2 separate regions of the Homo sapiens genome follow, and region 1 is linked to region 2. The links are chromatin loops, found by intact Hi-C in ENCODE. Cell type or tissue: CD4-positive, alpha-beta T cell. All regions are shown on one strand. Links, peaks and the distances in the headings refer to the core of each region. The heading gives the core; the rest is flanking DNA.

Region 1 (8,000 bases), core at 1-8,000, 520 kb before region 2:
AATATGACTCCTCTTTCTTGAATATCTAGAACCCCTGAAAGGTCCAGAAAAGTCCATGTGTCTGCTCTAATCAAAGCCTTTATGATGCAGGCCTTGGTTACTGTGGCTTTGACATCAAGATTGGCAAGCGCAAAAGTAAATAAAGAAACCTTAGAGATGTCTATACCCTTTGGCTCAGTAATTCCTCTTGTAGAGATCTGGCCTTAAGAAATAATCAGTGGAAGGAAATTTATGTACAATGATATACATCCAAAACCTAATTATAATAGTAAGAATTTGGAACCAGTCTAAAAGTTCAACAATAGCAATAATTAGTGCTTATTAAGGTTTTATTTGTGTAAAACATGGTACTAAGTGCTTGATATGAACTGTCTCATCAAACCTCATGACCTCACTGCTTTTATCTAATTTTACAAATGAAGAAACTGAGTCACTGAGGGGTTAAGCAATTTGCCCAGGGCCATGGAACTCCATCTAGTAGAGCCAGGACTTGGACTGAGTTTCGTTTGAGTCTGCAGTTGGTGTTTGAAACCACCTAGCTATACAGTTTCTCAATAGGGGTAAGATTGAATAAATACAGTAAAACATGATGAAACATTAACTAGCCATAGCATGATGTTTTGAACAATTTTTAATAAAATGAGGAAATTTTTATTAAGTAATATTGAATAAGGCTGGGTGTGGTGGCTCACACCTGTAATTCTAGCACTTTGGGAGGCTGAGGCAGGCAGATCACCTGAGGTCAGGAGTTTCAGACCAGCCTAGCCAACACAGCAAGACCTCATCTCTACTAAAAGTACAAAAATTAGCTGGGCGTGGTAGTGTGCACCTGTAATTCCAGCTACTCAGGAGGCTGAGGCTGGAGGATAGCTTGAGCCCAGGGGGCAGAGGTTACAGTGAGCCAAGATCACACCACTGCACTCTAGCTTGGGTGATGGTGTGAGACTCTGTCTCAAAAGAAAAAAATTGAATAAAAAAGGCAAGACAAAACATTTATAAAGAGTATGATCTCCACTAGGCTACCAACATACACAAAAGACTGTTAACATTTTTTTTAAATAATAGTTTCTAGTTTGCAAACAAATATAAAATTGTATTATCTTCTCCATACCCTTCTATACTTTTCAAGCATCCTGTAATTAGCATGTATTACTTGTGTAATAAAGGAAAGTAGTCGGTTTTAAGAAGAAAATAACTCTACGCTAGAAGATTTAAAGCATCAGTGCTAAATGGGTTAGCACAGTAGGGCTTGTGGGGTCCAGAGCCCCACAAGGCCAGGCAGCCCCAACACACCATGGCGAGTCCTCAGTGGAGCAATGCTAAGTCTCATCCTGGGAGAGGCTGCTTGCAGGGCTGACTCTGCCTCCCACCCTGAGCCATCCTGCTGTGGAAGTGAGGTTATTAATTTAATGAGATCAGTGACCAGCACAAACTACATGTCAGAACTGGATGGGAATTTCCACTCTTCACCCTCTACCTAGGTGACTTTGAGCAAGTTATTTATCCTTTCTACTCTTTTGTTTCCTTATCCGTATAATGAGGATAATAATATTGTCTGTGTGATTGGGTTGTTGTGAGGATTAAATGAGAGAAAACATGTAAAGTTTAGCATGTTACCTGTGACATAATTAATACTCATTAAATGGTCACTTTAAAAGGATGACAAAACACACTTTGCCCCATGGTTGATGATATGGTTTGGCTGTGTCTCCACCCAAATCTCATCTTGAATTGTAGTTCCCATAATCCCCATGAGTCGCGGGAGGTAATTGAATGGTGGGGGCAGTTGCAGTCATGCTGTTCTTGTGATAGTAAGTTCTCATGAGATATGATGGTTTTATAAGGGGCTTTTCCCCCTTTGCTTGGCACTTATCTGGCCTGTTGTCATGTAAGACATGCCTGTTTCCCCGATCACCATGATTATAAGTTTCCTGAGGCCTCCCCAGACATGTGGAACTGTGAGTCAATTAAAATTCTCTTCTTTATAAATTTCCCAGTTTTGTCCAGGTGCGGTGCCTCACACCTGTAATCCCAGCATTTTGGGAGGCTGAAGCAGGTGGATCACCTGAGGTCAGGAGTTCGAGACCAGTCTGACCAATATGGTGAAATCCTGTCTCTACTAAAAATTCCAAAAAAAAAAAAAAAAAAAAAAAAGCCACGCGTGGTGGCATGCTCCTGTAATCCCAGCTACTTGGGAGGTTGAGACAGGAGAATTGCTAGAACCCAGGAGGCAGAAGTTGCAGTGAGCCAGGATCATGCCACTGCACTCCAGCCTGGGCAACAGAGGGAGATTCTGTCTTAAAAAAAAAAATCCGGTTTTGATTATGTCTTCATAGCAGTGTGAAAACAGACTAGTACGGTTGATGTAGAAAGAAGAGCTGAGGTGATGATTTGGCATCATCCTTAAAATACAGATGGAATACGTTATTGCTAAAACCAGGTCCTTTTGAGTGGATTTGATTAAACTAGCCTGGTGTTTTGGTAGGCCAAAAAATATAGTTGTTATGCTTTAAATTTTGTCCAACAATAAGAAACCATATTTCTCGTTTGAGATCACTCTAAATTCCCACAGGCACATTGTCTTCTTGTAAGACTAAAGTTTGGTGCCAGTGTGTACAAGTTATATAAAAATTCTTCCCAAATTAAAGATAATTTGGATTTTTTTTAGTATATTCAAGTATGTCCTGTGAGATTAATAGGCATAAGTTAATATTCTGTTGCAAGGATGGAACTGTCTCATTATGGACGTAACACCACAAACACCAAATACAGTAAGATATCATGAGGTTTTTTTTTTTTTTAGCAAATTAGGCAATGCACTGATGACAGAACTGATATAAAAAACAGTTTCCAGTCATAAAGGCTGTGTGTGTGTGTGTGTGTGTGTGTGTGTGTGTGTGTGTGTGTGAGATTCTGTGTTTGCTAATGCTTTTGTATGTTAAAATACTTGCAAATACCATAAAGCACTAATAGCAGGTGGATTAAAAGGATGGGATTAGGGATGGTTCTTTTTTTCTCCTTTTAATTTCTCCTGTTGAAAATTTTTCTGTACTTTAATTATCGCTTTTACAGTCAAAGATGTTAAGTATAATTTAAAAAGAAATGACGTAGCCACGTGGTGGCAGTATTCCATGAAGAATGTAATCTACATAGCTTTGTTTCAGTCCTATGTCTAACATTGGCTTGATTTCTTCTCTGACAATTTTGTTTATAAATTGTCTTATTTTAGATAACTGATTCCTTGTGAAATTTCCCTATGAGGATTAAGCACCTCTTATAAGTGACTTTAATTTAATGCACCTGTTTGATTTGGAACTATGATAACAAATAGACTCTAAAGGAAGATTGTATTTATTCCCTGTTAGGGCTAATAAAACCCTAGTCAGATATGAAAATTGTTTTTATATGATGCAAATTAATAACTGAATGAAGTTTCATTGCCAATAACTACCTGTAGTTTATACAACAGAATTACATTAACCTGTATTAAAAGCCAACAACACCATATATTACTTTTAAATTAAAAATGCTAATTTTAAAATAATAAAAGTGAAAACAAAAATACTACAGCAGCATATGCTATAAGCCCATGATTTTGCTAAATTGAAAATTGTGTTACCTTTTAATGTAGTATTTTTACTCTTTTTTTTTTTTTTTTTTGAGATGGAGTCTTGTTCTGTTGCCCAGGCTGGAGTGCAGTGGTGTGATCTCAGCTCACTGCAGCCTCTGCCTCCTGGGTTCAAGTGATTCTCCTGCCTCAGCCTCCCGAGTAGCTGGGACTATAGGCACCTGCCACCATGCCTGGCTAATTTTTGTATTTTTAGTAGAGATGGGGTTTCACCATATTGGCCAGGCTGATCTTGAACTCCTGACACCCTCCTCAGCATCCCAAAGTGCTGGGATTACAGGCATGAGCCACTGCAACTGGCCAGTATTTTTATTCTTAAAATTTCAAAATAATGGAGATTCAGACTCCTGCCTGAGCTCCCTGCAAATGAACATTGGCCTGTAAAGATAGCACTTTAGATGAATAAACCTGACTGTTGGCCATCAGGGCATAACCTTGTTCCCTCAGAGTTTGGTGGAACCATATACCCATGGAGCAAAAGAGACTTAGCGAGGCATTGAGAAGCCAAAAACAATTTCTGATTTGTCACAATTCCGGGTGAAACATTTTCCTCTTGCTGTAGAGAAGCCAGGACAAAAAACACGGGAAATAACTTTTGGCTTTTCTGATGTTTTCATCTTCTAAAATCCCTCACCCACTGTTCTCAGAAAACTACCCTCCTCACGCTTATGCCTGCACCCAGAGCAGCCTTTTTTCTTTTTTCTTTTTTTTTTTTTGTGAAATGGAGTCTCCCTCTGTCACCCAGGCCGGAGTGCTATGGCACGATCTAGACTCACTGCAGCCTCCACCTCCCGGGTTCAAGTGATTCTCCTGTCTCAGCCTCCCAAGTAGCTGGTATTACAGGCACGCACCACCATACCTGGCTAATTTTTGTATTTTTAGTAGAAACAGGGTTTCACCATGTTGCCCAGGCTGGTCTCAACTCCTGGCCTCAAGTGATCCACCTGCCTTGGCTTCCCAAAGTGCTGAGATTACAGGCATGAGCCACTGTGTCTGGCCAGACCAGCCTTTTTCAAAAATTTCTGAAGCCCCGTAGAAACCTTTTCATTGGAAATGTAGGACACTTTTCTCAAAGACAGTCACATGGGCCACACTACTCCTTATACAAGCCTGTGATATCTCAGCCTCAAGTTGTGATTTCTCCCTGCCCCCAAAAGTAATTTTTTTAAAAGAAAAATTTGAGCACTGAAATCAGAGTGACGGAATACACAGGGCTTGAAGCAATCTCAGGGATCCAAGGCTTAGAGCCATCTTCAGAAATGTCTTCTGCCAGTTGGGAGAATTGTGTCCTTGAAGTCACTTCTGTCAGCTTTTAATTATCAGGAAGGAGGAGACTGGCAAGGCTGCACCAGGACCCCTTTGAGTTCAGACTGAAAGTTAGGTACCAGGGTTGCTCACCCCACCCTGGTCAGAATCATTCATTAGCAGTTTCCTGACAGCCTTTATAACTAGACCAGGCTGCCAGGAAAAGAAAAGAGCAGAGAGAAGTCATTGGTGACATCCCACCCAGGTGTTACAACACCAAAGTGCCTGCTAACCAAAATTAGGTTTCTTATGAGGAGCCAGGAGAAGGTGAACAGCATCCCAAAGATTGTGCAAAGGCAAAAGTGACACATCTTGGGGACCCTCAAGGAAATCTGAACCTTATTGCACCATCAATTGCAAGGAATCAAATAGAGATTAGTTATCATGCGTTTTTTCTGGCTCAGTAAAATAAAGCTCTTTGGTATTTGCTGCCTAGAAGCCTCATGAAATTAGTGGACACACCTTGAAGTTTTACAACCTAGGTAGATTATAGTTGCCCTTGCAGTGTTTCCTCCTTTGAGATTTACCCAATTAAATAAAAAGAAGAAGAAAAGACACATACTCGAAGACTATTGCTTTTATTCCACCCTTCAAGCCCATTAAAGTTATTGGTTTACTTTAGTCATCTCTAAACAAGGGAAGAAACTCCGTTGGGAAATTTGGCAAGCAGAGTGCAAAATGTAAGAAACTGACACTCTTTCCTTTTGGTTTAAGTTCCCCAGGTCACATCAAAAGCATTCCAACATGACACATGGAATTCTGGGCTAACAGTTGCTTCCATCTCTACAGGGCACCTTACTTCTGGTAAGAAAATACAACTTAGGCTTTTTGAGTAGTCTTTTAGTAATTGCCCATTTTAACCCATCATACTGAAAAAATCACATCAGGTGTTAAGTTTCTGGACAATAAGATATGCCTTATGTCTTCCATAGGAAAATAATAGACAAAGTACAAAGATCTGCTTAAAACTGAATGTAAGAAGTGGCTTAGGTGGATTTTGCCGGCTTTTGCAATAGATTGTATACATTTTTTAAAATTTTTATTTATTTTATTTTATTTTTTGAGACGAAGCCTTGTTCTGTCACCCAGGCTGGAGTGCAATGGTGCAATCTCGGCTCACTGCAACCTCCGCCTCCCAGGTTCAAGCGATTCTGCTGCCTCAGCCTTCTGAGTAGCTGGGATTACAGGCATCCGCCATCACGCCCAGCTAATTTTTGCATTTTTGTAGAGACGGGTTTCACCATGTTAGCCAGACTGGTCTTGAACTCCTGACCTCAGGTGATCCACCCACCTCAGCCTCCCAAAGTGCTGGGATTACAGGTGTGAGCCACCGCACCTGGCCACATTTTTATTTTAATAGCTGCTAGGGCTCAAGACCCAAAAACTTCTTTCAAAACAAATTACTTACCTATCTTGTGCTAGGACTTGTCTAGACATCTTCTTCAATCTTTAAAACAACCCATGAGATAAGTGTTACGCATCTATTTTATAATGAGGAAACTGAAACTTAGAGTAGTTGAGGAAACTTTTCAAGGTCATAGAGCTGCTAAGTGACAGACTAAAATTCAAATCCTTTTCTTTCAATGTCCTGGAGTCTATTGTCTTTCTTTTATACAAACCAGCTCCCATTTCAGTTGTTAGCATGACTATTATCGTATTGATGAGCTTGCCTAAACGTTTTAGGCGTAAAAAAATTGAGATCTGGTTGTACAATGGGTGAACATAACTCTAAATAGAAATTTCGAGTTGAAAACTTTTAGGCATGACTATTTCACCATTGACCACTGACAGACCATTTATCTCCTTGTGTAGAAATCAGGCAGGAATAGTATAAGAACTTTTGCAGGTTGTATTGCTATTCTTTGCACCTTCATTTATTTAATATTCATTAAGCAACTCCTGTGTACGAGGCACTGTTCTGGGTACTGGGGAATCAGCAGTGAAAACAATGAGCAAAGCCCCTGTCTTCATGGAGCTTCTATTCTAGCCAGACAGGGCAGAAAAACAGCAAACAAAACAAGAAGAAAAGTCAGGTGGTGGTGAAGTGTCGTAAAGAAACATGAAGTGGGTAGGCATGGTGGCTCACATTTTGTAATCCCAGCACTTTGGGAGGCCAAGGCAGGCAGATTGCTTGAGTCCAGGAGTTTGAGACCAGCCTGCACAACATGGCAAAACCCCATTTTTACAAAAAATACAAAAATTAGATGGGTGTGGTGTCATGTACCTGTAGTCCCAGCTACTTGGGAGGCTGAGGTGGGAGGATCAACTGAGCACCAGAGATAGAGGCTGCAGTGAGCTCCACTGCATTCCCGCCTGGGCAACAGAGCAAGACCCTGTCTCAGGAAAAAAAAAAAAAAGAGGAAAAAGAAGAAAAAGAAAAAGAAACATGAAGAAAGGTAAGGGCACTCTGAATTATCAATCAATTGCAAGCCAAGTGCTTAGGTTCAGTACAGTTCCCTAATTATAGATGCCTACACAGACCTACCTACACCTTGATATTTCTGTGGGATCAGTGGAGGTTAGGAACTCATGGCAGCTCTGTTAGATAAGTATTATTATCTCTATTTTCCAAAAGAGAAAACCTGAGACTCAGCAAGTTCATAATTATGCCCCAAGGTCACAGAGCTGATAAGAGGCAGAGTTTAATTCAAACCCAGGTATATCAGGCCACGCTCTTGGTCATTCTGCTCTACTGCTTAGACCCCTTTGCCGAGCACTGTGTTGACCTGAGGGCTGTCTATCCTCTTCCAGGCACTAATTAATGCCCAAGGGTGTGTGGCAGCCAGTACCCCCAATTAGTTGCTTCAAATAGTCAGAAATAGCTCTTTAGCCCTGGGAAAACATTAATTTCATATCCCATCAAGATTTTGCAGTGAGCTAGAGTTACTCAGACTCCTGCCTGCTGATTGGCTTTAGAAGAGGGCTGGGCAGCCTGGAGACCCCGGTATGTGAAATAACTAGGGTGGGGCAAACACAGTGTCTGCCACATGGTAAGTACCCAATAAACATTTGCTGAAGGAAGGGAGGGAGTGAGGAAGGAGGATGGAAGGGAAGCCAATACCCAACA
Region 2 (16,356 bases), core at 5,037-13,036:
CATATTTTCCCATAGAAACAGTGTTATAACTGGGGCTTAGGTTTCCAGGCCCTCTTATTTCTCAGAATATCCTATATCTACTTACATGCAGTCTTATTGAGCTCTCTCATTTGCCTCAGACTCACATTAGACTGCCAGTATATGTGCAGGATAAACTCTAGTTCTTTCAGTTACAGCAATGCTGACTTGCACAAATTTCCTTTCCCACTTATTAGTCGTATTTTCATATTTTATGACACTATATGTAGCAGCAGGTAATAAATTACTCATCATATACTTTAAAAATAACACTAACAGGTAAGGAGTTATTTTTGCTCCTCATTAAAAAAGATGCATGAACTTTTGTTTTTCCTTTTACATTAAAATATTTTTCACCAGTTTTTAACCTCAGTTATTATTTGGGCCACTCCAGACTTTCCCAACCATTTACACACATTCACCCCCTCACCCACCCACCCACGCATCCACTCATAGTCTACCAGGACTGCCCATTTACATGGATACACATACAGACACACACACACACACACACACACACACGTGCATATACACACACGTTTTAAAATGCATTCTGGGCCACTAAAAATATTTATTAGCCATTATAGAAATGAATGACATTAGTTTTCAAAGTAAAAGCTATAGTTGTTCAACAGAGAGGCAGAGTCTGTGAGCCACTTCTCACTACAGCATAGGGAGAATGTTTAATGGCACCTCTGGGAATAATATAGTATCTGAAGAAAAAAGCTTTCAATGGCTCAGGGGGCAGGACAGTCACCTTCAGTTGACTGTCCCACAGTTAGGGTCTCTGTACCCAGTCTCCTCCAGAGCCTCAAGAGTGGCAGCTCTGGGGAAACACTGTCCCCTGTCCAGGGTGGGGTCTTCAAACAGGTCAGGGTTGCTGTGTTTGGGGTCTTGAGTACAAAAGTACATGCACACAAATGTCGACTGGCGTACTGCTTCTGGGATACTTAGGTAACCTGAAAAGCCATACCTCGGCCCTTATTCCCATTCAATAGCATCCTGAAAAGAAATCTAAGTGATTTTCCAGCATGGCTTGTGAGACATCTCTTGTGTCTCTATGGCTGGTGGAAAGAGTTATCATGCAGATGCTCTAGAAGAGTCAAACCCAAACCATAAGCAAACAGAAACCTCTCTCAAGACTAATGTGCTGAACACGGGTACTGAATGAGGTGAGCCTCTCCCCATTTTCTGGAGTCCACAGCTGTCTTTCTAAGCTAAGTCGGCATTTAAGTGGCACAACAGAGATGCCAGGTTAATGGCTGTGAAGGATGACAAATATCAGTATGGTCGTATTACATCTGTCTTTCAGCAAGAGTTATTACCAAGACATAAGAAACTGCAGTCCCTTCCCTGCCCCATAGCACCTCATAGTTACTCAATGTGGCCCATCCTCAATTGATTACGCTGACCCTTTAATGAGAAGTTCTGATAACCATATGCTTGTTAGCAGGCCTTTTCTTTGATCAGCTCTTACAGGAAATCTAACGTATACTCCTTCACTCTCCCACCACTGGGAGAAATATAATTGAATCAATGCAGTAATTAAGTACCCCATATTCATCTTTCCTTGGCGTTTCAGGATGTTGCTCTGGTTCCAGGTCTCACTGGAGAGAAGAGGGCAGCTGTCCAGAAGTAGCAAGTATAAGAGACTGGTCTGAATGTACCAGGATCACAACAGACATTTTGAAAGTTTACTTTGTTTACTTTGTCTCTGAAAAATGCCAAGCATGTAGGAGTTTGGGGTTAACAGGTTGCATGCAGTCAGATCCCAGTACCTTGAGCTGTTATTCTAATTTAAGGAATGCAGACATGTGGCATGGAGGTTGCCTCTTTTCCTCTTGCACTCACGGTAGACATCCCTAATGGATCAGCACTCATGGCAGCTATCACTAATGAGTCATGGTGTTCTTTCCTGTTGGGCCCAGACATGAGCTAGTTAATACTTCTTTTCAACACCTCGCCCCAATCACATAAGTTGGAAACAATGAACTATTTTTGTTCTAATTGATTTCATATACTTTAATTTCTTTCCTTAAAGTAACTGACAGTTGACTAAGGTATCATTACTTTATTTTAGCAACATTCTCTCTATACTTCTTAGCTAATTCCTCCACTAATCTGAGCTACAAATAATATGGGATATCATCCATTGCCAGACACTGTTAGACACTAAGTGCCAATTTATGTCCCTGTGTCCTTACAAAAATCTCAAGGCAGGGAAAGGTGGCTCGAATCTGACCTGTATTATGGCTTCCAGTAACCTTTCCAGGTGACTGCTACGCTGAATTATTGGCCTCCCTTTGCTTCCTACAGTGTCACCACTGCATTCACTTTGTCATACTACAATGGTCTGTCCATGTGCCCTCTTCCCTACTTAGCTCCACAACAGCAGGACCCATGTCTTACTTAACCTTTCAATGCCCAGCACATGGAACACTGCTGAATATAGAGTGGGTGTTTGGTAATTATGTTGAAAGAATTTTTTTTTAAGTTCTTGTTTTCAAATACAAGTTGAGCATCCCAAATCTGAAAATCCAAAATCCTCCAAAATCTGAAACTTTTTGGGCTCTGACATAACACTCAAATGAAATGCTTACTGACGCATTTCAAATTTGGGATGCTCAACTGGTAAGTATATAATGTAAATATTCCAAAACCTGAAAAAAAAAAAACCTGAAATCTGAAACACTTCTGGATCCAAGCATTTCAGATAAGCGATTCTCAATCTGTACTTGCTGAGTTTCAATTCATGCCCTACAGTGAACATCACCCATGACAAGTCCTGCGACTGGAGGAAATTTACTTCATAAAGTAAGGAGTGGTGGGCAGGCCAGCCAGAACTGAAGCGGGGGCCAGGGCAGCCCCGATACCTTCCATGAATCAGCTGTTCGCATGCACCTCCCCTCCAAGCATGAAAAGCATTCACAGCTCAGCTTCTGCCTCCATGCTTCACTGCTGGGTTTGCAATTTGCCTTTCTGTACCTCCCACACTGGACTGTGCTCTGTATCCCTAGCACTTACTAAAGTGTTCGGTCAGTGGTGAATAAAGATCTTTGAAGGGGTCTGTAGTAAAGACAGCACTGGCCTGAGACTGGAAAACGGGGAGCTACTTCTAGAACTGCCCTGATCCCCTTGGGTGGTTTCTGTCTGAGTTGTTTTTGTGGTGTCGGTGAGAGAATGCCTGCCCAGCAGGACAGGTGGCGGGCGTTAAGTGTGGCAGTGTATGTGAGCACTCTGCCAGGGTAAAGGTAGGCGCTCCCTTCTCCTCTTCATGAGGCTGCCCTACACGGGCTGCTGTTGTCATTCCAGCATGCCCTGCCCCTTTGGCCACTCTCCTCTGGGCCACTTTGTGCAGCTCAGTGTAACAACTTTCTGTTCCCGGTCGTGCCCGGAGAGTTGTGAGCTCCCCACCTCTGCGCATGTTATTTCTTTTCCTTCATCTCTCCTCACCTCCAACTCTGTACAGATTTCTGGGCAGCTGGAGGGCAAGCTCTTGGCCTGGCCCACAGGTGCTGTGTGCTATGACTGCCGGTCACCTCTTCAGCTTGGTCCCAACCACGCCTACCTCCCACACACTAAGCCCCGGTCATACCTGAACTCATCATTCCTGTCCCCACCACAAACCTCCGCCTATTGTTGTGGTCTCCAGCTCAGGGAGTGGCACTGTCATCCAGGCAGCTGCCGAAGCCAGACACCCCAGAGTCGTTCTGGACTCCCCACTCCTCCACCACACCCCTTCTTCTGTCTCCAAGTCCTGCTTACGCCACCTCAATATTTCTCAAATTAGTATATTTTTACCCCACTGCCCCACCCTAGTTGGGAGTATAAGCAGCTGGCCCCTGGATCACTGTAGCACAGCCATGGCTGTCTAGCTGGTCTCTCTACCTCCCCTCAATCCACTCTGCACACCCAAAGTGATGTTTCTGTAAAGAAAAGTTGACTGTGACCCTCCCCTTTTAAAGTTCTGTCCACAGTTTAGATATCGCTTCCTGCAGGAAGCAGTGCTGATGCAGGAAGCCACAGCACCTCCGTCTCTCCCATCAGGATACCGAGCACACTTGTTGGTCTTCTGCATTAGAGGCCACTCCGTGAGGACTTCCTTGCTCTCCTCTGAGCAGTGGAAGGTTTTTAATCACTCCTTGTGTAGCAGGCACTCCAGCCTGCTACCTGACAGCCATCTAACTCCCTCCTCTCTGCTGGTAGAACAAGTTCACTCTTTCCTCATGTGATGAAGGTAAATCCAGATTGGTCTAGGCCACATGGATGGCCCCAGACCACTTCTGAGTGTTTAGTGGTGGGCATGTGCCCCAGTTCTGACCAGTGAGACATGAGGGGAGGTTGGCTTGGGAATTTTGAAAGGTCTCTTCATTCATAGAGAGATGCATAAGAAACAGTTCTTTATCTGTCCGCCTTGGCGTTGTTACAAGAGGATGGGATGCCTTTGACCTTTCTGTACCTAGGAGGAGAGCTTGCTGATGCTCTGAGGATAGCAGAGTAGGTGGAAAGAGCTTGATGGTGTTGAGCTGCTGAATTACCAAACTGGAAGCAGACTACATGTGGACTTCTTTTTATATGAGATGGTAAGTTCCCTTTGGTTTAGGCCATTTTGAATTGGGTTTTCTGTTACTTGGAGCTCAAACAGATTACAGATTCTTGGGCACTTTTCACTTCCTATTTTGTCTTAGAGGTACTTATTAGGTACAAATCTTGTTTCTTGTTTTAGACTGTGGTCTTTTTAAGGGCAGCATTTGCATTTTGATAGATCCTTGTATCTCCCAGAGGCTGGTGGCTTGTCCTACTCTTGAGATTGAATGAAGAGCCAGCATCGTCTTCCGGCCTCACACTATAAGGTCTCACAACCTGTAGATGGGCCTTCTTCAGGGGCTTAATTTCTTCATTTATTTTTACAAATGTTCAATGTAGGAAGAAACATGAACAAAATATAAAAGCTCTACAGTCCACTCTAGGAGGCAAACCTATCACATCCATCCTTATATACCTCACTGTACTGAACACATGCTTTGTGCAAAGTGGATACTCAAAATGTTTGCTAAAGGAATAATTTAATTTGCCTCTGATGAGTCAAGAGCACTTAGGACTTTTATAATGTCCTAAGGTCATAACGAACAGTAATTACCGACAAATAGTGCTAAATATATCCTGGTTCTAGGAGATCACTGGTAGTAAGGTTTTGTTTGTTTATATGACAGCCTTGATCCACCAAGATGCTAAAGCCTTAAAATAGAACAAGCAGAACTAGGCTTTGTACAGTGAAGCAAAAAAATAAAAGTTTGAGCAGCAGAGCTGCCCACTGGATGTGTGCTGAATGCCCATCTTACTTGTGCCTGGCCCTGGGGCTCAGCCAGGTAAGACGAACCCATTGTCCTCAAGGGGCTTAGAGTGTGGGAGTGGGAGGAAGAAAAACAGACAACTTCAAAAGAGTGCAGTAAATGTTATAATAGGTAAGGTAGAGGGTGCAATAGAGATTCCAAGGCCAGACCTGGTGCATTGAGAAGGTTTCTCAGAAGAGTATCTGAACACAAAGGGTAAGTTTATCATACAGGAAGGGACCAAAAAAATAATAAATAAAAAGAAGAGTAGCATGATCAGGTCTGTAGTTTATAAAAAGCTAATTCTGACTGTAATATGAGGTAGGAGAGACAAGGCTGAAGTCAGCAAGGCCAGTTGAGGGGCTGCTACAGTAATTCATTGTGGAATACCACAGGTTTCTCAGGCTGGAAACAGGTTAATGACAAATAATGTCAGGCCTGGGTTTTCAAGAGCATGTGGTGCTATGGCTGCTGCTCAAAGGATGATGGCTCTGGACACCAGTTTCCCATCTTCTGGGTTCAGGATGGGGAGTGGGTTTGACTTGGAGGCCACAAGATAGGGTGTGATGGTTTTAACCTGGTGTGAGCATGAGTGCACGTGTGTGTGCATATGTGTGTGATGTGACGCTCCGCCTCCTCATTTACCACATCTCACAGTTAGGTGAGCACAGGAATGGCTCTGGTCCCAGCATGGCCACAGATTCCTCTGTGATCTAGTTCAAGGGGTCATACCTCTTTGACCCCCAGCTTTTTCACAGGTCCTATCAAGAAGCTGGGCCAATCTCTAAAACCAATCAACTGGTCTGCCCGGGTCATCTGCACTGCAAGGTTTATGATTCTCTGTACCAGGGCTTCTCAGCCGGTGTACCCTGCTGAGGTTCAGGTATGCCTCAGCCCCAGGTGGCCTGACAGGGCCTGGACCATCCAGAGCCTCCAGCTGTGGGCATCTTCCTCCATGCTATAGTACGACTTTTCTAAATGTGCCATTTAAGTTGAGTATCCCTTATTCAAAATGCTTGTCACCAGAAATGTTTTAAATTTTTGGATTTTTCTCAGATCTTGGAGTATTTGTATATACATAATGAGATATCTTGGGGATAAGACCCAAGTCTAAACTTGAAATTCATTTATGTTGCATATAGGCCTTATACACAGAGCCTGAAGGTAATTTTATATACTTTAAATATTGTGTATGATACAAAGTTTGTTCACACTGAACCATCACAAAGCAAAGGTGTCAGACAGGGAATTTTCCACTTCTGGTGTCATGTCAGTGCTCAAAAAATTTCTGAATTTTGGAGGATTTCAGATTCCTGGATTAGGAATGATCAGCCTACATGAGGAAACAGGCAGGAAGCACCACTCTAGACAAGAGAAAGAAAAACATTCGCATGAGCCCAGAATCTCCTTTGGCTCATCACTCATGTCTCCTTCCGTCACTCAAGTGTCCACTAGCTCTTTAATGACAAAGCCAACACCAACCTGCTTCCAGCTGCATACTGGAAAGGCAACCAAAGACCGACATGGCTGGAAGATGCCAAGCAGTAGGGCCAAAGGGACTATCACAAATGGGAGCCTTTCCACTAGGGCTTTCCACCTCATGCCCTCCTGCCTTCCGGGGGACCTTGCTCTATACTGACTGTTGCCTTCCCTCCAGAAGCTCCAAACTCCCTCTCCATCTCCTTTGATATGTGTGATTTTGGTCACAGTGGAAAAAAATCTTGTATTTACAGGGAGAAAAATTCAGAAGGAAAAGCACTGCTTTCTTTGAGAAGGCTGAACTAGGGGTCCCCAAGGACACTGGGGAGTGTTGGGAAGTTCTGAGAAAGATTTGAGATGGCTCAGCTCACTTAAAAAGAAAACGCAGCAATGGACAGGGGTTACATAAACGAGTCTCTGTGCTCAGAATCGCAGGTCTGAAAAGGAGGTTTTAGTTTGGCTTTGGGTTTCCTTTTTTGTTTTTTTGAGACAGAGTTTTACTCTTGTCGCCCAGTCTGCAGTGCAGTGGCACGGTCTCGGCTCACTGCAGTGTCTGCCTCCCAGGTTCAAGCAATTCTCCTGCCTCAGCCTCCCGAGGAGCTGGGATTACAGGCACCCACGACCACACCCCTGGCTAATTTTTGTATTTTTAGTAAAGATGGGGTTTCACCATGTTGGCCAGGCTGGTCTCAAACTCCTGACCTCAGTCAATTTGCCTGCCTAGGCTTCCCAAAGTATTGGGATTACAGGTGTGAGCCACTGCGTCCAGCCCTAGCTTTGGGTTTCCTATTGCAGCAACACATTAGAATAAACAAACAACCAAACCCTTGGGACTGAACTAATACACCTGGAGAAGGATTAATGTGGCCTGGGTCCTGCTATCCCTCCTCAGACCTAGTATTTCGCCATGACGATGAAATACTATTGGCTGGTAGCAGCGGCCAGCTCGCTAACCTGGGCAGCAGACCCCTCTCTGCTCTTCACACAGCTTGGCATTGGCCTGGTGTCAGGATTGGGGAGCATGCTGGACAGGGGCTGAGTGGCTGCTATATGCACACTGGAGCACACATTGATAGTACAGCAGAGAGGGCTGGGCTCATCCCTGGTAACCTGTCAGCCCTGGCTTTTAGATGCTTGAAAGATGAGGTTGGATACAACTATAGAACAAACCCACCCAAAAAAGTCCTTGAGAGAAAAACATGAAGCAAATAAAATCAGCTAAGATGCTCCCTGTGGAAGCGTGTCTTAAAAACATTTGCCTTTTCCTGATTGCTCCAATGGAGGAATACCTTATTACCAACAAAAAGTTAGGAGTGATGTATGGGAGCTAAAAAAGTAGACCTCATGGAGGTAGAGACTAGAATGGTGGTTACCAGAGGCTGGGAAGGGAAGGGGGGGATGAAAAGTTGGTTAAGGGGTCCCAAAATACAGTTAGGGAGAAAGAATAAGTTTTAGTATCTGACAGTACAGTAGAAAAATTAGAGTCAACAACAATTTATTGTATATTTCAAAACAGCTAAAAAAATGTGCAATGTTCCCAACACAAACAAAAGATAAATGTCTGAGGTGATGGACAGCCCAATTACCCTGATTTGATCATTATACATTGTATACATGATCAAAATACCACATGTATCCCCCAAATATGCACAACTATTATACAACAATAAAAAATGTTTTAAGAAGTTAGGGGTGAAATCCAGCACATGGAACAGCATATACATCCCACAGTACTAATGGAGGCCAGAGGGCATGTGGCTTTGGGTGGGAGGAGTGTCAAGATCTCTATGGTTCCTGCGTAGGCAGTCTTCTCTGTGTTGGCTAACTATAGTCTGAGAACTATTCACCTCAGTAAACACTGGTCAAGTGCCTAACTGCATCCAAAGTACTGTGGGAGACAATACAGTGTAGCCATTAAGAAAACGAATTCTGGAATCAGGTAGGCCTGGGTTTGTGTTCGGACTCTTTCACCCATTCCCTGTGTGACCTGCGAATATCTGTTGGCTGTAATTATTATAATCTTGGTGCACCTCAATTTCCTCATCTACAAAATGGACATAAGAACTATATGTACCTCAAAGAGTTGCTGTGAGAGTTAAATGAAATCATGCAAGTATGATGTTTTGTATAATACCTTATACATAGTAAGTGTGCAATAAATACTAGTCATTGTTATTCCTAGAAGCTTCCCCAAATTATTTTAAAAAGAAGGCACCTAGATCTAAATGACAGTCCATGTAACAAAGAAAACCCTTACTTGAGCAATTTCAGTGAAGGCCATTTTTCAACAATGCTCACTCACTTCCCTCCACTCTGGGTCCCAGTCATGTATAAAACACTCTGCTTTGTGTTGACTAAGCTCCACAGTGACATTCCAAGGAGTTCTGGTGTCCCTCCAAATATTCTAGGCTGCCCTTTTAACCTGATACTGATACCCTGTCCACTCTACTGTTTAAGGGGCTATTTAAAAATTTGGCTTTGTAAAGCAGGGAGCAAGGCAGAAAGCCTTCAAAGCTTTAGCAGTTGGCGTGGCAAGGAACAGAAAAGCAGCATTTTACAGTATCAAATACCAGAAGTAGCCCTCATAACCACTAACTTTGTAGTGCTCTTCCTTCACTGTGGCGAAGTGCTGAGCATGTTACATGCATTACATTACTGAAACCAAGGCCCTGTGACGTTCCAGTGAGTCCAAGGTGCTAGCTGGTGTGAGTACAGCTGTGGGCTCTAATCTATGCTTTGCTTCAAAGTCCACGCATGCAAATCCTGGGCAACTCCCTGAGTTTCCAAGGCAACTCAGCCAACTCATCCAGAGGTAACTAGCTTCCAATAACTGTATAAGCTCACTCCCATCATTTGGTAGGTTGGTAGGTCAATCAGTTCAATTTATTTTTATTTTTATTTATTTTTTGCTTTCTCTGATATTTGACCAACCACGACACCTAGTGGCCAGTGGAGCACAAACATGGGTTGCCCGAAAAGGCTGATGGACGGGTGATGTGTGTCTTTAGCTTTAAGACACACGTTGCTCATGACCAGGAAAAACCTGATGGATCGTGTTCAAGGCAAAGAAACCAAGGCACAGAGAAATGAAGCGACTTGCCTAAAGTCAAAGCTAATGTAGAACTGTGTGGAAATACTGAACCTTAGTGTTAGAACTCGTATTCTGATTCAGACTTGGCCTAAATTTGATCCTCAGCAAGATACTTTCTTCAGTTATTCAACAAACATTGACTGGGCACCTCCTGAGTAAGGCACTGTGCCAGATGCCGGGGACATGACAGTAAGCAAGGAGGACACGTCTCGATCCTTGCAGTCAAATAGGAGGGGAAGATAAACAGAGAATCCACAATAACAATACCAGCTAATATGTATTAAGGACTCTGCTTCAAGAGTTTCATGTACACCAACTCGCTTCATCCTTGACTTGAAACAATCCTATAATGGGGGTGCGATTATTATTCTTGCTTTGAAAATGTGCAGGAGAACATTTAAGTTGTGGGTAACAAACAGGGCTCCTATGCCTTTCTAGGTCTAAGTTTCTGAAATAAAGTTGTGCTAGATACTGGAAGATTTCTAAGACCTCTTTCCAGATCAGTTTCCCTTCACTTCTAGGATTCTGGGGTAAAGCTGGGATTAGACCTTGGTCGGTTTTCCTGACCAAGAGTCTAGTGTTCCCTCTCTATACACTGTGCTGGTCAATATTTATGAATAACAGCTGGAAGTTATTGAATGCTTACTCTGTGCCACGCCCTGAATTTCTCAGTTCAGGCAATCTTCTTCACAACCTATGAGACAGCTTTAAGATACAAATAATAACTGAGTGAAAAATCATGCTCTAAAATAGTTTAAAAGATTTCCAAGATAAACAGAGAGGCTTCCAACCTCACTCAGCTGTAGCATCCTGAATCTCTGTTCTGTCTGATTTTGTTGAATGGTGGATTTAAACCTTATGTATTGGTGTCCTCAGGCTCTCATGAAGGGAATGGATAATGGGTCCAGGCAAATGGTTCAATGATGAGTTACTGTCTAGGGAAACAGGGGGCATCTTGTTCAATAACAACATTGCTTTGGGGTAATTCTGGGTCCCTAGAAGTATCTACAAAGCCTGCAAGGTCAAGTGCAGGTCGACTTGGCTCTTTGGTTTTATGATTCCAAATAAATAAAACACATTTCCAACAGTTCAGCAGGGTATATCCGAGATCGGCAAACTCTCCAACGAGGTATTCCCGTTAACCCTTAGTCCCTTACCCTCCCTGAGGGTATGTGCACACCATCCGCTTTCTGTCGGGTGAGGGAGGGTGCAGGGAGAGAGGCAGGGGCAATCAGGAAAACTCTCTCAGTGATCCTGCAAATGGGAAATGGGGACATTGAGTTTAATCACGGCTCCACTCCAGGACCAAAGAAAGCAACTCCTGCCACCTGCAGTCAGACCACTCTCTCCCACACCCAGGAAAGCAGACCCAGTGGGACCTAGAGCTTCCCAGGTCTTGTAAGACTCTGGCCTCTTTGTTCAGGGCCTCCAGAATGATACTCCAGTGGGTCTTGGTGAGAACATACATTAGATATGCTGCAATGTTTAGCCTAGAATGCTCTGCTAGCTTTTCCAAATGGCAAGCTCTCACTGAACTTTCTAGGGCTACAGATCAATACCTTCTTTTGCCTGACCACCACCACCGCCCCCAACCCAAGGCTGTCCACAGTAGGAACTGCCACATTTGCCCAGTACCTAACACAAGATTGTAATCACTGACTTGTTTATCTGCCTACCCCATGGACTTGAAACATCTCTAAAAGATGAAGTGGGGTGGCTTAACCATCCTTACGTACTCAGTACCTAGCTAGCACAGCCTCTGGATTGAGGAGGTGCTGATTCCCAAAGAGCTGGAAAGGAAGGCAAGGAACTGTAAGGCTAGAAGAGGCTTAAGAGGTCATCTCATTTATAATCCTGCCCAATACAGGATTTCCCTCAAAATACAAGAAATTATTTTGAGGGAAAATAATACAAAAAGTAAAGAAAAACAAGAGAAAAGTTTAAAAGAGTATGTATTTATGTACATATATACCTTCTACATGCATACATACATATATGGCATCCTTCTACTGGAATGGGGTATGTGGTGGTAAAGACGCAGAGTAAGATTCACTCAGATTTTTGAGCATTAGCGTTTATCTCTTTTTAAAGTTTTTTTCCCTAATTTTTTTCCCCTAATTTTTCACAAAATACATGCAATTTAGTGAAAAATTTGTAAAATATAATTAAAGTGAACAGAAGGTAAAAGTTAACATGCTGTTATATTTCCTTCTAATATTTTCTTGGGAGTTTTTGTTCTTCCTTTTTTAAAAAATCAAAGGAAACCTTGATCAGATTGAGTTTTTAAGGTAGTCTAAATTATACTCTGCTGCACAACTTTATATTTTGCTCCGTTCTAGCAAAAGCATTTCCCTATGTGATTATAAAGTCTTTATAAGCATCATGTTTTAACTTTTATTTTGATATAAGTTCAGACTTAGAGAATAGTCGCAAAGCACCCAGATTTGGGTTCCTCAAATGTAAACATTTTACTATATTTAACACCCTACCCTCCCAGGAGAGAGAGAGAGAGAGAGAGAGAGAGAGAATCAATATGAAGTTTTACTCCTAAATATTTCAGTGTATACTTCCTATGAATAAGAATAAGGAATTCTCATATATAACCACACCAATTAGTCAAATCAGGAAATTAACTCTGATATTTTACTATTATCTGATCTACAACCTTATTCAGATTTTGGTGATTATCCCAATAATGTCCTTTACAGGAAAAGAAAATACAAAATTATACATTATGTTCAACTGTCATGTCTCTTTAGTCTTCTTGACTCTGGCATGCTTCCTGAGTATGTCTTGGTTTTTAATGTTATTAATATTTAAGAGTAAGTGCTGGTTATTTTGTGGAATGTCCCTCAATTTGGGTTTGCACATGTTTTTTCCTGATTCGATGCAGGTTATGCACGTTTGGTAGGGATACCACAGAAATAAATATCCATCACTTTTTTTTTTTTTGGTAAGAGACAGGGTCTCACTCTGTCACCCAAGTTAGAGTGCAGTGGTGCAATCACATAGCTCTACAGCCTCAAACTCCTGGGCTCAAACAACCCTCCTGCCTCAGCCTCCAGGGTAGCTGGGACTACAAATTCCATTTTACACAAGCATGTCCTTATTAGAGAATTTTAGGTTGTTTTTATAATTTTGCTATAATTCCAAATCCACCCCCCTCCCACCCTATGAATTACTGATTGGCTTTCCACCATTAATTTTTATATTAATAATTTATCCATTTAAAAGAATATGTTAAGATTGTTACTATATTAACAACTTTTGTCTAAGAAGCTCTGTCAATTTGCAGTCTAACAAAGGATGGAGTGTGAACTCCATGTCAGGCTAACAAGCCTTGAGCACTGACATGCTAGTATTGCACTGCTGTTTTAGTGGCTTTCACCTTAAATTGTGGTTATAAACGGCATTGCTCCTGTCATGCCTCTGAATATATTCCTTTGTTTGTTTGCTTTCTCATTCGTTCACTCCTTCACATTCACTCAGTAAATACTGAGTGTATATTCTGGGCCAGTAGTTTAGGTGTGAGATCAAGGTCTCAAGTAAAGAAATAAACAAGAAAATATGGATTGTGGTAAGGGATATGAAATACACAGGCTGGTGCAACAATGAGTACCTGGAGGCAGTGCTCCAGGTAGACAGGGAATAGTCTGGTGCGTAGAGAAAGACAAATGAGCCAGTGAGCTGCAGCTGGGGGACCAGGAGAAAGAGGTGGGGCATCTCTTGGCATTTACCATAAAATTCTATCAAAATGTCTCCAAAACATTGCTCTTACTAAAAATACGAACCCTTATTCTGACCTATCCCAAGTACCCACTTCCAAAGCCTACCCTTCTCCTCTGTCTGTCCTAGTCAGCAGAGTCTAAACTTCAGCGTATTATAATTTGTGAATAATAATGAAAGCCTGAAAATGCTCTGAAATTAGAGGGAACTTAGATACCATCCTGATGTTGCTCAGCATTGCAATTACCTGACTTTGAGGGACCATTAATGAATGAGACTGTCTCAACACTAGATTAATGGCCACTTTCAACAGTGGAAAGGGAACAGATGTCCAAGAAGACAGAAAGGTACTAACAGCTGTGTGTATATGCGTGTGTGTATATGTGTGTGTGTTCTCCTTCAATAACCGGGGTGGTGGCTATGGCCACAAGCAAGGAAGATGGGTGTTCATGCAAAAACAATCAATCTGCTTGTGCTTTGGAGTTACTCTGGTCTAGCAGAAACTGCAGCTCCCCAGGGCTCACTATCACCTCTGGACTTTGTCAGAGTGAGTCAAGTAGCAAGAACACAGAGGAATCGTCCAGGAACTAGACCTGGGAAAAATATATCCGTCTTTCTCCAAACAAAGCCTGTTTGGTATTTCAGGCAATTAGTTTCCAAACACTTGGGTCAAAAAGCAACAGATTATATTGTCAAAAAATTATTTCCTTGCATGAGATGAAAAATTAGACAAAATATATAAGAATACATAAAAATTAAAGTAGACAAAATATATAAGAATATTATCAATAGTCATTAGATGCCCCTGTCAAGCACTGAAAAAATAACTTATAATAATCTATAAAATGTATGCACACTCTTTTCTTTTCACATCCTTCTAAGGGAAACAGCCCCCAGTAGGCGATTAAGCTGATGCACGAGTAACGATCTCTTAACAATGCCATGCCATCAAATACTGAAGTACAGTTCAGTGTTTCTAAGAGCAGAGAAAGAAAAAAAACATTAAAATTATTACTAATATAAACACTATGATTGTATATTGCACTTGAGGGATGAAGATCTAGAACAATGAAGATGATAAACATATTTACCTACAGACAAAAGATGGTAGATAAGATTTTTATTATAAAGGCTTTGTTTATAAAGGGAACACATTAGAAGCTAAGTAATTGGGTCAGATTTGGTAATTAAAAGCAGCTGAATAATCAACAAACGCTTAACAAAGGTGTTAGAACAAGATCATATTTTAACAGAAGATGAAATACATAGAAAGGTTTGTATATTTCAACCCTTATTCTTCTGCCTGTTTTGCATTTTTCTTTTAAAAATACACAAAAAGTATAGGAAGCAGTAGTGAAATAACTACTACCTAGTCAACCTGTGACTGAATCTGGCAGTTGTTAGTAGCAGGTGTAAATGAAACGATGCGAATAAACTAGCAGGACTAAATCAAAAAGATTTCAATGTGGGTGACATAGCTAAAGTCTATAATTTAGGATCTCTAATACATATCCAGTTTGTGGTTGAAAATTCCTGCTTTCTAGTGGGCTTTACGTCTGCCACAACCCCAAGGAGTGAAAGGAAACTCAAGACTAACAATGATTTGTTGTAACTAGACGTAGTGGTGAAAATCTGGCCAAAAAAAAGTCCACTATAAATGTAACAGCTGTGAGCCTTAAGCCTGGTGGCATTTAAACCATTTTATTCTTTATAGCTATAAGAGTATTCAACCCTAAGTTTACAATAATATCTCAAGGCAAAAACTCAAACAAAACAAGGCACACACGCACACACACACACACACACACACACACACACACACACACACACCCCTAAACAATGCCCTCATAGACAAGCCCCTTTCAAAGTCCCACCTAATTACAGGCTGACAATCTTTCCAAATTATCAATCAGAACAATAAAAATGCCCTTGAGGGCTCATTTTAAACAATTCTCTGGTCCTCCTCTAGGGGGCGAAGTTGGCTCGCATTTCACCGAAAGGGGAAATTATTTTCAAACCCTGATTTTCGCACAGTGCTAGAAAGATATTCACATACAAAGGGGTCTTTCCGCGCTCCTGCTTCTTCTCAATACATTTCACTTCGGCTGATGAGCAAAGCAGCCCAGCCCTTCGGCACAGTAAGAGGGAGGGAATGTGATTACGGCGGAGCATAAGCAGGGCTTAATCAGCACAACCCTGAAGGCCGGCCAGCTCATTCTCCTCAAACTTGAGATCACAGCTATGGTTTTGCCAAAGATGATACACTTTCAAGAATATATGTTGGTGTTTTTTTTTTTTTTTTCCAGGAGAATTTTCCACTGGGGAAATTCTGAAGCCAGGTGAAGCCTCACACGGGGCTCCCTCCCACCCGGTCTCCTCTGTAGGGCCTCCCTCTGAGAAACCACAAAGCAAGCTGCTGGAGGTCTGAGTGCCTGCCCTCCCTTCCTGCACAAACGGGGCCCTTTCTACCCTGAGGATGGCATCTGGTGGTCAGGAAGATGCCTGGACAGCAGTTCCTCGCTGGGCCTCGCTTCCCCCTCACGGAAAGGGTTAGGTGTCCTCTTAGGGAATGCAGGTCTAGCTACAGAAGGGGCATACACAGGCAATGCCTATTCCCAAGGGAGAATCAAATGTGAGTTTTAGCACCCTAGCAACCATACAAGGCAGAAGGCTCAGAGTGTGTGTGTCCCTGACCCATGGATAGATCGT

What was found. Peaks named below come from ENCODE experiments on the same cell type or tissue, not always from the same donor. Only the 100,000 strongest peaks of a DNase experiment are listed, where the experiment ranks them.
Region 1: it touches region 2 in a loop (3-fold over the local background); 6 of 110 quality-filtered maps call a loop at or near these places.

What each region holds. Positions count from the first base shown.
Region 1 is chr1:67,231,066-67,239,065 of GRCh38, forward strand. IL23R (interleukin 23 receptor) reads left to right here. Exons shown (of 11, transcript NM_144701.3): 8 at 5,648-5,737. Among named protein-coding and RNA genes, the nearest start is that of IL23R, 69 kb to the left of the region's middle. In CD4-positive, alpha-beta T cell, for the core only: a CTCF peak has its summit at 3,129 (motif pointing right); a DNase peak (open chromatin) is centred at 3,126.
Region 2 is chr1:67,750,673-67,767,028 of GRCh38, forward strand. The region is part of intron 2 of GNG12 (G protein subunit gamma 12); the gene reads right to left. It overlaps LOC105378781 (a long non-coding RNA gene), which reads left to right and starts at 4,076. Exons shown (of 4, transcript XR_007066163.1): 1 at 4,076-4,601. In CD4-positive, alpha-beta T cell, for the core only: CTCF peaks have their summits at 9,727 (motif pointing left) and 9,926; a DNase peak (open chromatin) is centred at 9,789; H3K27me3 peaks cover 211 bases.